Regions from separate parts of the Homo sapiens genome. Here region 1 is linked to region 2. A link is an interaction called in ENCODE POLR2A ChIA-PET data of the cell type or tissue named here. Cell type or tissue: MCF 10A. All regions are shown on one strand.

Region 1 (5,000 bases), 180 kb after region 2:
TACAAGTAAAACCACAGGGAGACATTGTTTATATACCAAATTGTCAAAAATTACAAAGTCTTATAATACCAAGTTTTGCTGAGGGTGTGGAGCAACAGAAACTTTTGTTCACTGGTGGGTATATAAATTGAATAATTTCAGCTTGGAACATTACCTAGCAAAATTGAAGGCATGTATACGTACATACCCTACCAATCTAGCAATTCCACTTCTAGATATAAAGTCTTGAAAAACTCACATGTATACCAGAGACGTGTAAAAAGTTGTTTAAATCATTATTGTAAACAATGGCTAAAAACTAGAAAAAATAGGCCGGATGCAGTGGCTCACGCCTGTAATCCCAGCACTTTGGGAGGCCGAGGTGGGCAGATCATGAGGTCAGGAGTTTGAGACCAGCCTGGCCAACATAGTGAAACCCCATCTCTACTAAAAATACAAAAATTAGCCAGGTGTGGTGGTGGGTGCTTGTAGTCCCAGCTATAGGCTGAGGCAGAAGAATCACTTGAACCCGGGAGGTGGAGCTGAAATTGCGCCACTGCACTCCAGTCTGGGTGACAGTGCAAGACTCCGTCTCAAAAAAAAAAAAAAAATCTAAAAAAACCCAGGTGTTCATGAATAATAAAATGGACAACAATAATGAATAGGTCAACAATGGAATATGACACAGCAATGAGTAGGAATGAACTCTTCCACATTCAAGAACATAATAGCACATGTAGAATGTTGAATGAAAGAGCAAGGTATAACAGAAAACATTATATAATTCCATTTATATAAAATTCAAACAAAGTAAGAATGAAGCTATAGTGTTAGGGCTGCATAGATGGTAATGTTATTAAAAGGACTGAAATATCTTACTGATAAATCTTTGTATTGATTATAGGTTACAATGATAATATTTCCAATATATTGGGTTAATTAAATATATTACAATTAGTTTTACTTTAAAAAAGCTTTAAAATGTGACTGCTAGAGAATTTAAAATTACATATGGGGTTCTCATTACATTTCTATGGGACAGAGCTCTAGAGGCAAAAATAGAATTGATATTGAGATAGGGCACAAAGGTGCTTCTAGGAAGGTGACAAAGTTGTATTTCTAGACCTAGGTAGTGGTTACATGGATGATGCTCTGTGGTCTTTTTCTATGTATGTGTGTAAAAATGCATCTTTCTGTGTATATATCTTATAATTTAAAAACTTGCTTTGAAATACTGATATTGAAGAAGTTTATGGGGTAACCATTAAAAAAATTAGATTGAATAGATTGTATAGCTTCCAGACTAGTAAAGTAAGAAAAATGAAATGGTAGGGGCAGAAAAAATTAGAGTAACTGATTCAATCCAAAAGAAGGCAAGAAAGGAGAAGAATAGAAGAAACAAAAGCAGGGCAAATAGAAAGTATAAAATGATTTGGGAGAAATAAATCTACATATATCTTACCACAGCACATGTTAAAGGATTTTAAAAGATTGCAAGAGAAAAAGTAAAGATTGTCAGAGGGTACTAAACAAACAAATAGGTACCAAACAAATAACAACATAAACCTGACAACACACTTATTTACAAGAGACATCCCTTATATGAAAGGGTACAGAAAAGTTGATGGTAAGATGATGGGGAAAGGTATACCAACCACTAGCAGAAGGAAAGGAATAGCTATGTGATATCAGATAAAGTAAACTTGAAAGTGAAGGCAAAAAGCATTTCTAGGTTGGGCATAGTGGTTCATGCCTGTCCAGCTGGGAATTCCAGACCAGCCTGGGCAACATAGCGAGACCCCCATCTCACAAAAAAATTTTAAAAATAGCCAGATGTGGTGGCACACACCTGTACTCCTAGCTACTCTGGAGGCTGAGGCAGGAGGATCGCTTGAGCCCAGGAATTTGAGGTTGCAGTGACCTATGATCATGCCACTGCACTCCAGCCTAGGTGAAAGAGTGAGATCTCGTCTCAAAAAAAGAAATAAAAATATAATAATAAACATTTCTAGAGATAAAGAGGGACACTATATCTTGATAAATGGTCCAATTAGACAGGAGAAGTGTAACAATACTAGATACGTAGGCTTAAAAACAGCTTCAAACTATAAAGCAAAAATTGACAGAATTTCGGCTGGGCGCGGTGGCTCACGTCTGTAATCCCAGCACTTTGGGAGACCGAGGCGGGTGGATCATGAGGTCAGGAGTTCAAGACCAGCCTGTCCAACACTGTGAAACCCCGTCTCTACTAAAAAAAATACAAAAATTAGCCAGGCGTGGTGGCAGGCACCTGTAATCCCAGCTACTCAGCAGGCTGAGGCAGGAGAAGGCGGAGGTTGCAGTGAGCCAAGATTGCGCCACTGCACTCCAGCCTGGGCGACAGAGCGAGACTCTGTCTCAAAAAAACAAAACAAAACAAAACAAAACAAAAATTGACAGAATTTCAAGGAGAAATAGATTCCTAATTGTGGGGAGATTTATCATATCCCTGTTGGCAACTGATAGAATAATCAGACAAAAATCTGTAAATATACGGAAAAATTTAATAATACAATTAACAAACTTGACTCAGTGGACATGTGGAGAATATATCACCAGCAACTATAGAATATGCATTTTTTCCTCAAGAATATGTAGGAACACTGAAAAAAACTTAACTATGAGTCAAACTTTAACAAATTGGAAAGAATCAGCATGACACATACCATATTCTCTTATGACAAAACAAGTGGTTATAAATGAACAAATGTAACTAAAAAATAAGTAATTCCTACAACATTTGGAAGTTTAAAATGTTTTCTAAATCATTCTCAAGTCAAAGAAATTGTGGAGAAATTGTCAAATTCTTTAACTGATTAAAAATGATAAAAGTATAGTTTACACCAACACTTAGGAAATATGACTAAAGCTTTATATTATTTTTAGCTTCAAATGTTTACATTATAAAGATTTTTAAAGTCTTCAAGTTAATTAGCTAAAATCCAATAGAACCTAAAAGAACAGCTAGATAAACCCAAAGGAAAATAGAAAAAAGGGAATAATAAAAACTTGAAGATGAGTTAAAGAAAAAGAAAACAAAGATACAATGGAAAGCATCAACAAAGCAAAAGTTTGTGCTTTGAAAATTTATGAAATTGACAAACCTCTGGTAAAGATTTATCAAATGCAAACAAAAAAGAAGGAAAGAAGGAAAAGATGCAGAGAAGAAGCACAAATAAATACCACTGGATCTGAAAGAAGATAAAGCATGTACAGCAGAAATTAAAAAGAAGGAATATCCTGAACACTTTGTCAATACATTTGACATCTTAGGTGAAATGAAATATTGGTAGAAATACAGAAATGAGTAAATCCTGTCTCAAGAAGATACAGAAAATGTTCGTAATCTTATAATCTTTGAATAAAACCAGTAGTTTAAAATATTGCCATAAAGAGAACATCAGGACCAGAGGATTTTTCTATGGAATTCTAAACATTCAATGAATTGATAATTTCAATTTTACACAAATTATATACCGTTGTAAACAAAAGTGTACTCTAAAACTAATTATATAACATTAATATAACCGTGATATTGAAATAGGTAACAATACAAGAAAGGAAAATGACAGGCTAGTCTTATTCACGATATAGATGGAAAAACTCAAAACAAAATGTTGCCAAAGTGAGTCCAGCAATGCATAGACATATAATATGGTTCAGCTTATGTCATTAATGTAATCTTGGGCTATCATTGGAAACATTAGTAAAGATAGAAGACTTGAACAATACTATCAATCAGCTTGACCTAATTGACAATTTAACTCTACCCAATAAGAGCAGAATATGCATTCTTTTGAAGTGCACGTGGATTATTCACTAAGATAGAATACATTAAATGAATCTGTATTAACTTAAAATTCTAAGTGTTGGCAAGAATGAGGAGCAACAGAAACTCTCATGTATTGCCAGTGGGAATATAAATTGGTACAACTATTGGAAAATAATTTGGCAAAAGCTATCAAAGTCAAAGATTGGCATACCCTATAAACTTGGAGCTCTTCTCTTAGGTAGATACCCTAGAGAAAAGTTTGCACATGTCTTTCTATAAATGTATTTGAATGTCCATAGCAGCTTTGTTTAACATAGCAAAAAAGGGCAAAACCCTGCCCAAAAGTCCATTAATTGTTCAATGAATACATAAAATGTTTTACTTTCATTCAGTTGAATACTGCACAGTCATGAAGTAATAATATGGATGGATGCTGATTTCAAAAAGCAAACACCAGGAAACTTCTGCTTCTGGCTATGACTAAAACTCCGTATCTATCTCCCTGGCCCATGCACTAGAGTTTCTTTGGGGATACATGGAACTCCTAGTGTACACACATTTTCATTTATAATAGATACTGCTAAATTGCCCTTTAGAAAAAGTAACTTACCAATTCGCATTATTCTGATTCTTCTCATTTCTTTATACATGTTTTGTTTTGTAATTGAAATAACTTTACAATTTTTTGAGCTTTTCTCATTAGTACTATAATGTAAGCACTTTCCATGTTAGCAATTTTTATGAATAATTTTATTGACTATACTGTTTGAGTGACTGTATTTTGACCTCCTTAATCATTTCCATCTTCTGGGACATTTCAGTTGTCTTTTGGTTTTCATTATTATAAATAATATAATGAACAACTTTGCAAAAAAGTATGTCTTTTGAAGGCTCATTAAGGCTAACTAGGTAGGGAAGGGAAGGACGTTCTACTTTAAGAGAACGAGTGCAGAGATTTGAAAAAATTGGCATTTGGGTGGCACTCAGTAAATGATTATTCTGATAACCTACCAACTAGAATTCTTGGTTCTAGTTCTTGGTTCAATCTTCCTGACCTTCTGCCGCCACCTCGCTTTTCTAATATAACTTCCTACGATACTGCTTATATCATGCTACTCAAACATTTAATTATTCCCCCCCACCTGTAGGATGAAGTTCAAACTCTCTAGTCTGGAATTTTTTGCTATTTATAAATTGGCTTTTTATTCTT
Region 2 (5,000 bases):
TTTAAAAAAGAAAGGGGATAGAAACACAGGAAGGCTAGAATCCATGCTACATCCTAGATTTTTTCTAATTCAGGTGATTCCAAAACAAGGATACCAACAAAGTACCTAATAAGCAGAATTGGCAACAGTAACCATAAAAATTTTTAAACAATCTGTAATATAAGTTGATTACATCAAATAGACATCAAATTCCTCATGCAAAAATGGCAGTTTCCAAGTCTTCTCTTCTGGGGAAAAAGAGAACTGTCATATACCTTCGTGACCTGTGTAAAGGTAACTAACCTACATTTCTAGTTGAAGGAGGTTAATCCTAGTACCAGAAATCCCATCAGAACTTCTGGCTTTGCTGAAGCAAACCCTCACACACTGGAGCAGTTTCTCCTACCAGAGCACGACACAACATTCTAATCCACACCAGGGGATCCGCATGAGAAGCCCCTTATAATATTTTTATATTAAGAAAACAGGCCGGGCACAGTGGCTTACTCCTGTAATCCCAGCACTTTGGGAGGCCGAGGCAGGCGGATCACCTGATGTCAGGAGTTTGAGACCAGCCTGGCCAACATGGTGAAACCCCGTCTCTACTAAAAATACAAAAAACTAGCCAAGCGTGGTGGCACGCACCTGTAATCCCAGCTACTCGGGCAGCTGAGGCAGGAGAATCGCTTGAACCCAAGAGGCAGAGGTTGCAGTGAGCCAAGATCATGCCATTGCACTCCAGCTCAAGTAACAAGAGCGAAATTCCGCCTCAAAAAAAAAAAAATATATATATATATATACACACACACACACATACATGTATATATACACACACATATACACATATATACACACATATATACACATACACACACATATATACACATATACACACACATATATACATATACACACACATATATACATACACACACATATATACACGTATACACACACACATACACATATATACACACATATATACACATATACACACACATATACACGTATACATACACACACATATACACGTATATATACACGTATATATACACGTATATATACACATATATACACGTATATACACATATATACACGTATATATACACATATATACACGTATATACACATATATACACGTATATATATACACACATATATATACACACACATATACACACACACACATATATATACACACATACACACACACACACACACACACACACATATATATATAGTTGGCCGGGCATAGGGGCTCACACCTGTAAACCCAGCACTTTGGGAGGCAGAGGAGGAAGTTCCCTTGAGCCCAGGAGTTCAAGTGCAGCCTGGGCACTATAGCAAGACCCCTTCTCTGTTATTTGTATTAAAATTTTTTTTTAATTTTTAAAAATTTTTTAGGTTGGGCACGGTGGCTCATGCTTGTAATCCCAGCACTTTGGGAGGCCGAGGCAGGTAGATCACCTGAGGTCAGGAGTTCGAGACCAGCCTGGCCAACATGGTGAAACTCCATCTTTACTAAACTACAAAAATTAGCCAGGTGTGGTGGTGCACACCCGTAATCTCAGCTACTTGGGAGGCTGAGGCAGGAGAACTGCTTGAACTCAGGAGGCAGAGGTTTCAGTAAGCCAAGATGGTGCCATCGCACTCCAGCCTGGGAAACAGAGCAAGACTCCATTTCCAAAAAAAAAAAAGTTTTAAGAAAATTACGGCTATAAAACAAATGCAGTTCTTCATAACTGTAGGGAAAAAGGACTTAAGCACACATGCATTTACTACAATTTGAATGCCAATACCAATACGATCAAAAGAAGCTAAACTACTACCTCAGTGGGAATGGTGCTCTTAACATTGTTCTGAAACTCCTAATTTCCTTAACTAAAAAAAGGCAGAAAAGTATGCATAATGCAAATTACAAACACTACAGAGAAAATGTATGGAAATCGTTTTCCCCGCCCCCTCTCCCAAAAGAATGTTAGACACACTTTATAGAAACCGTGCTTACTCCAAATAGCTCACCAAGTGAAGGTTACTGTGAAATACTTCAAATTCCATAAGCCCCTCAGTACTGCAAAGACTGTGGGAAGGGAATGTTCCAAGCACAGACTAATGGACAGAAGGTACAAATGAAATAAGCCCTGATGCATGACTATCTAAGGAAGTCTAAACTGAAGACTCAATATATTTGTTCTGAAGTTATTAACCAAGCTTCAGTTTCTTAAATACATTCAAAACATTTAGCATATTCTTATAAGTCCCAAGTATAAATGACAGAGGTCTGTCATTGAAGATAATTAAAATAATTTATTTTGCCTAGTTTAGGATAGATAAATCTCTGTCATAGTTCAGACTTAAGTTTTTGTATTTTGAATTTTTTATACCAACAATGTGAATTCTTATTGTGTTTGTTGACTGTGTTAACAATAATACAAGTTATACCAACTTGGAATTTTTATTTTAATTTTGGGGATGTGTCCGTATTTTAACTCAGCAACTTTAATCCAGTGATCAAAGCTTCATTCGCTTGTAAACTGTTTCTCAGGTAAACTGAATTGCCCCATACCAGCATCTTAAGCAAATAAATAAGTACAAAACAGGCAGAGATTATAAATTAGAGCAGACAAATCTGTATCTCACCCCACGCCGGTAAAGAGCATTCTATCAATATAGTGAAATGCTAATCTCCTAATTAACAACCTAATTAGGTAATTATGGCTTTGCAGAGGGATGCCGAAATGAAATATGACAACATGGTCACCTCTTTATATGGCACCTGTGGGCCTTTTCAGCTGTCATTGCAAAGAGTGCAATATCAATTTGAACAGATGACAAAGTGCTGTCATTTTTCATTCTGATAATATACAGAATGCTTTGGACAGAAGTAGTTTACAAAAGAAACATCTTGCCTGATATTTTCCTAATTTAAATATGCTCAAATACTTCGGTAAATTTTTTGCATTGTACATAAGAGAATCAGTATGCACATTTTTATATTGTACATAAGAGAATCAGTATGCGCATTTGAAAAAAACAAACCTAACTGGCCATCATGCTTAACTGTACAAGCTGAAACTATTTCTTTTCTTTCTTTTTTTTTTTGAGACGGAGTTTCACCATTGTTGCCCAGCCTGGAATGCAATGGCGCAATCTTGGCTCACTGCAACCTCCACCTCCCGGGTTCAATTGCTTCTCCTGCCTCAGCCACCCGAGTAGCTGGGATTATAGGCATGTGCCATCACACCCGGCTAATTTTGTATTTTTAGTAGAGACGGGGTTTCTACATGTTGGTCAGGCTGGTCTTGAACTCCCAACCTCAGGTGATCCACCTGCCTCAGCCTCCCAAAGTGTTGGGATTACTGTGCCCAGCCTGAAACTATTTCAATTATAAAGTATATGATAATTAGAAAAGAGTAAAAGGCAACAATTCATCATATTTTAACACTCATATTTTTACTAACTACTGCTATCAGAAAAACTGAAATCCAAACAAACGTGATCTTCAATCTTCTTCTCACAAAATAAAATAAGTGAGACAGACATTCACATTTGTTAAAATAAATTAAAACAGACCAGGCCTGGCCAGATGCAGTGGTTCATGCTTACAATCCCAACAATTTGGGAGGCCGTGGTAGTGCATGCCTGTAGTCCCAGCTGCTGGGGAGGAAGAGGTGGGAGGATCGCTTGAGTCCAGGAAGTTGAGGCTGCAGTGAGCCGTGATCGTGCCACTGCACTCCAGCCTGGTCAATAGAGCAAGAACCCTGTCTCGAAAAAAAAACAAAAAAAAAACAAAAAACAAACAAACAAAAAAACAAATAAAACAACAACAACAACAAAACAAAAAAATCAGACCTGGTCTGAAAAATTCAAGCAGACAAAACTAGTTAGGCCTTATAAATGACCTTAACCTTGTTTGATTTGCAAACATAGGCAAAACTTGAGATATGTCTTATAAATGCATATATGAAAAAAAAAACAAAAAACCTTAAGCTTATCTAGTCAGAAGCAGCCAACAAACTTATGTAACTGAGGACTTTCCAATGGTAGTGATCAACTGTATAACTAATCAATCAAATCTTTTGTTTTACTTCCACAGTCTTCCTACAAAAGCTTCCCCCGCTTACTTTCCCTCAATGGAGCCCCAGAATCACTTCTGATTTGAAGCTGCCCAATTCATGAATCGCTGTTTGTGCAAATAAACTCTAAAATCTTATGCCTCAGTTTACCTTAACACACATAATTTTCCATACCAAAAAATCACTTCCCAAATACGTAAGCATTCAACTCACTATCTCTATCTACCAAAGGCCAACCTCAACTCCACAGAGATAGGAGTGGACTCCCTCTGAAAGTAAAGACGGAGCTGTCACAGGCCTACTCGTTGTCCCTGTGGCCACTGAAGAGGTGATGGTAGCACCGGGATAATGATACCACCAATACGAATACAACTCTTCTTCCAGAATACTGTCTTAAATAGGACTTTTGGGGGAAAAGAAGGCTTTCCTGGGAATAGTAACATCATTTATGTCAGGACATATGAAACCATGTTCTAAGTGCAAAATAAAAGAGGTGAAAACTAACTTGAAAATACAATCCATTTACAACTTCACAATCACCTGCATTAGTGAAAACTATTGGTTAAAATGATGGTCACTGACTCTACTCATATTTGTTAATATCAATTTTAAACTATGATTTATTTTTAAATAATTTGTTTATCAAAGAACATTTCTAAAACTGAGAAAAATATCAAGTCTTATAATCTCACCACCTATTTCTTTTCTTTGCATACATGTTTGACATAATTGGGACCATACTTTATAGAGTGTCATATCCTTTTTTCACTTATTATATGGTTAGCATATTAGTATGTCACTAAAATTCTTCTGAAACATCTAAGATGACTGTATATTATTTCCATTCTATGAATTTTCCATGATTTCTCTAATTTTTATTGAACATTAAGGTTCTAATTTTTGCTAAATACTGCTGCAGTGAACATCTTTGAACACGAATATCTT

What was found. ChIA-PET counts read pairs that join two places held together with the same protein. Peaks named below come from ENCODE experiments on the same cell type or tissue, not always from the same donor. Only the 100,000 strongest peaks of a DNase experiment are listed, where the experiment ranks them.
Region 1: POLR2A ChIA-PET joins it to region 2 with 5 read pairs; 3 of 35 experiments call an interaction of 5 or more read pairs at or near these places.

The regions. Positions count from the first base shown.
Region 1 is chr9:125,870,807-125,875,806 of GRCh38, forward strand. The region is part of intron 2 of PBX3 (PBX homeobox 3); the gene reads left to right. Among named protein-coding and RNA genes, the nearest start is that of PBX3, 130 kb to the left of the region's middle. In MCF 10A, no CTCF peak of the experiment used is centred here; no DNase peak of the experiment used is centred here.
Region 2 is chr9:125,692,665-125,697,664 of GRCh38, forward strand. The region is part of intron 1 of MAPKAP1 (MAPK associated protein 1); the gene reads right to left. Among named protein-coding and RNA genes, the nearest start is that of MAPKAP1, 12 kb to the right of the region's middle. RefSeq lists an enhancer at 3,440-4,179. In MCF 10A, no CTCF peak of the experiment used is centred here; a DNase peak (open chromatin) is centred at 3,117.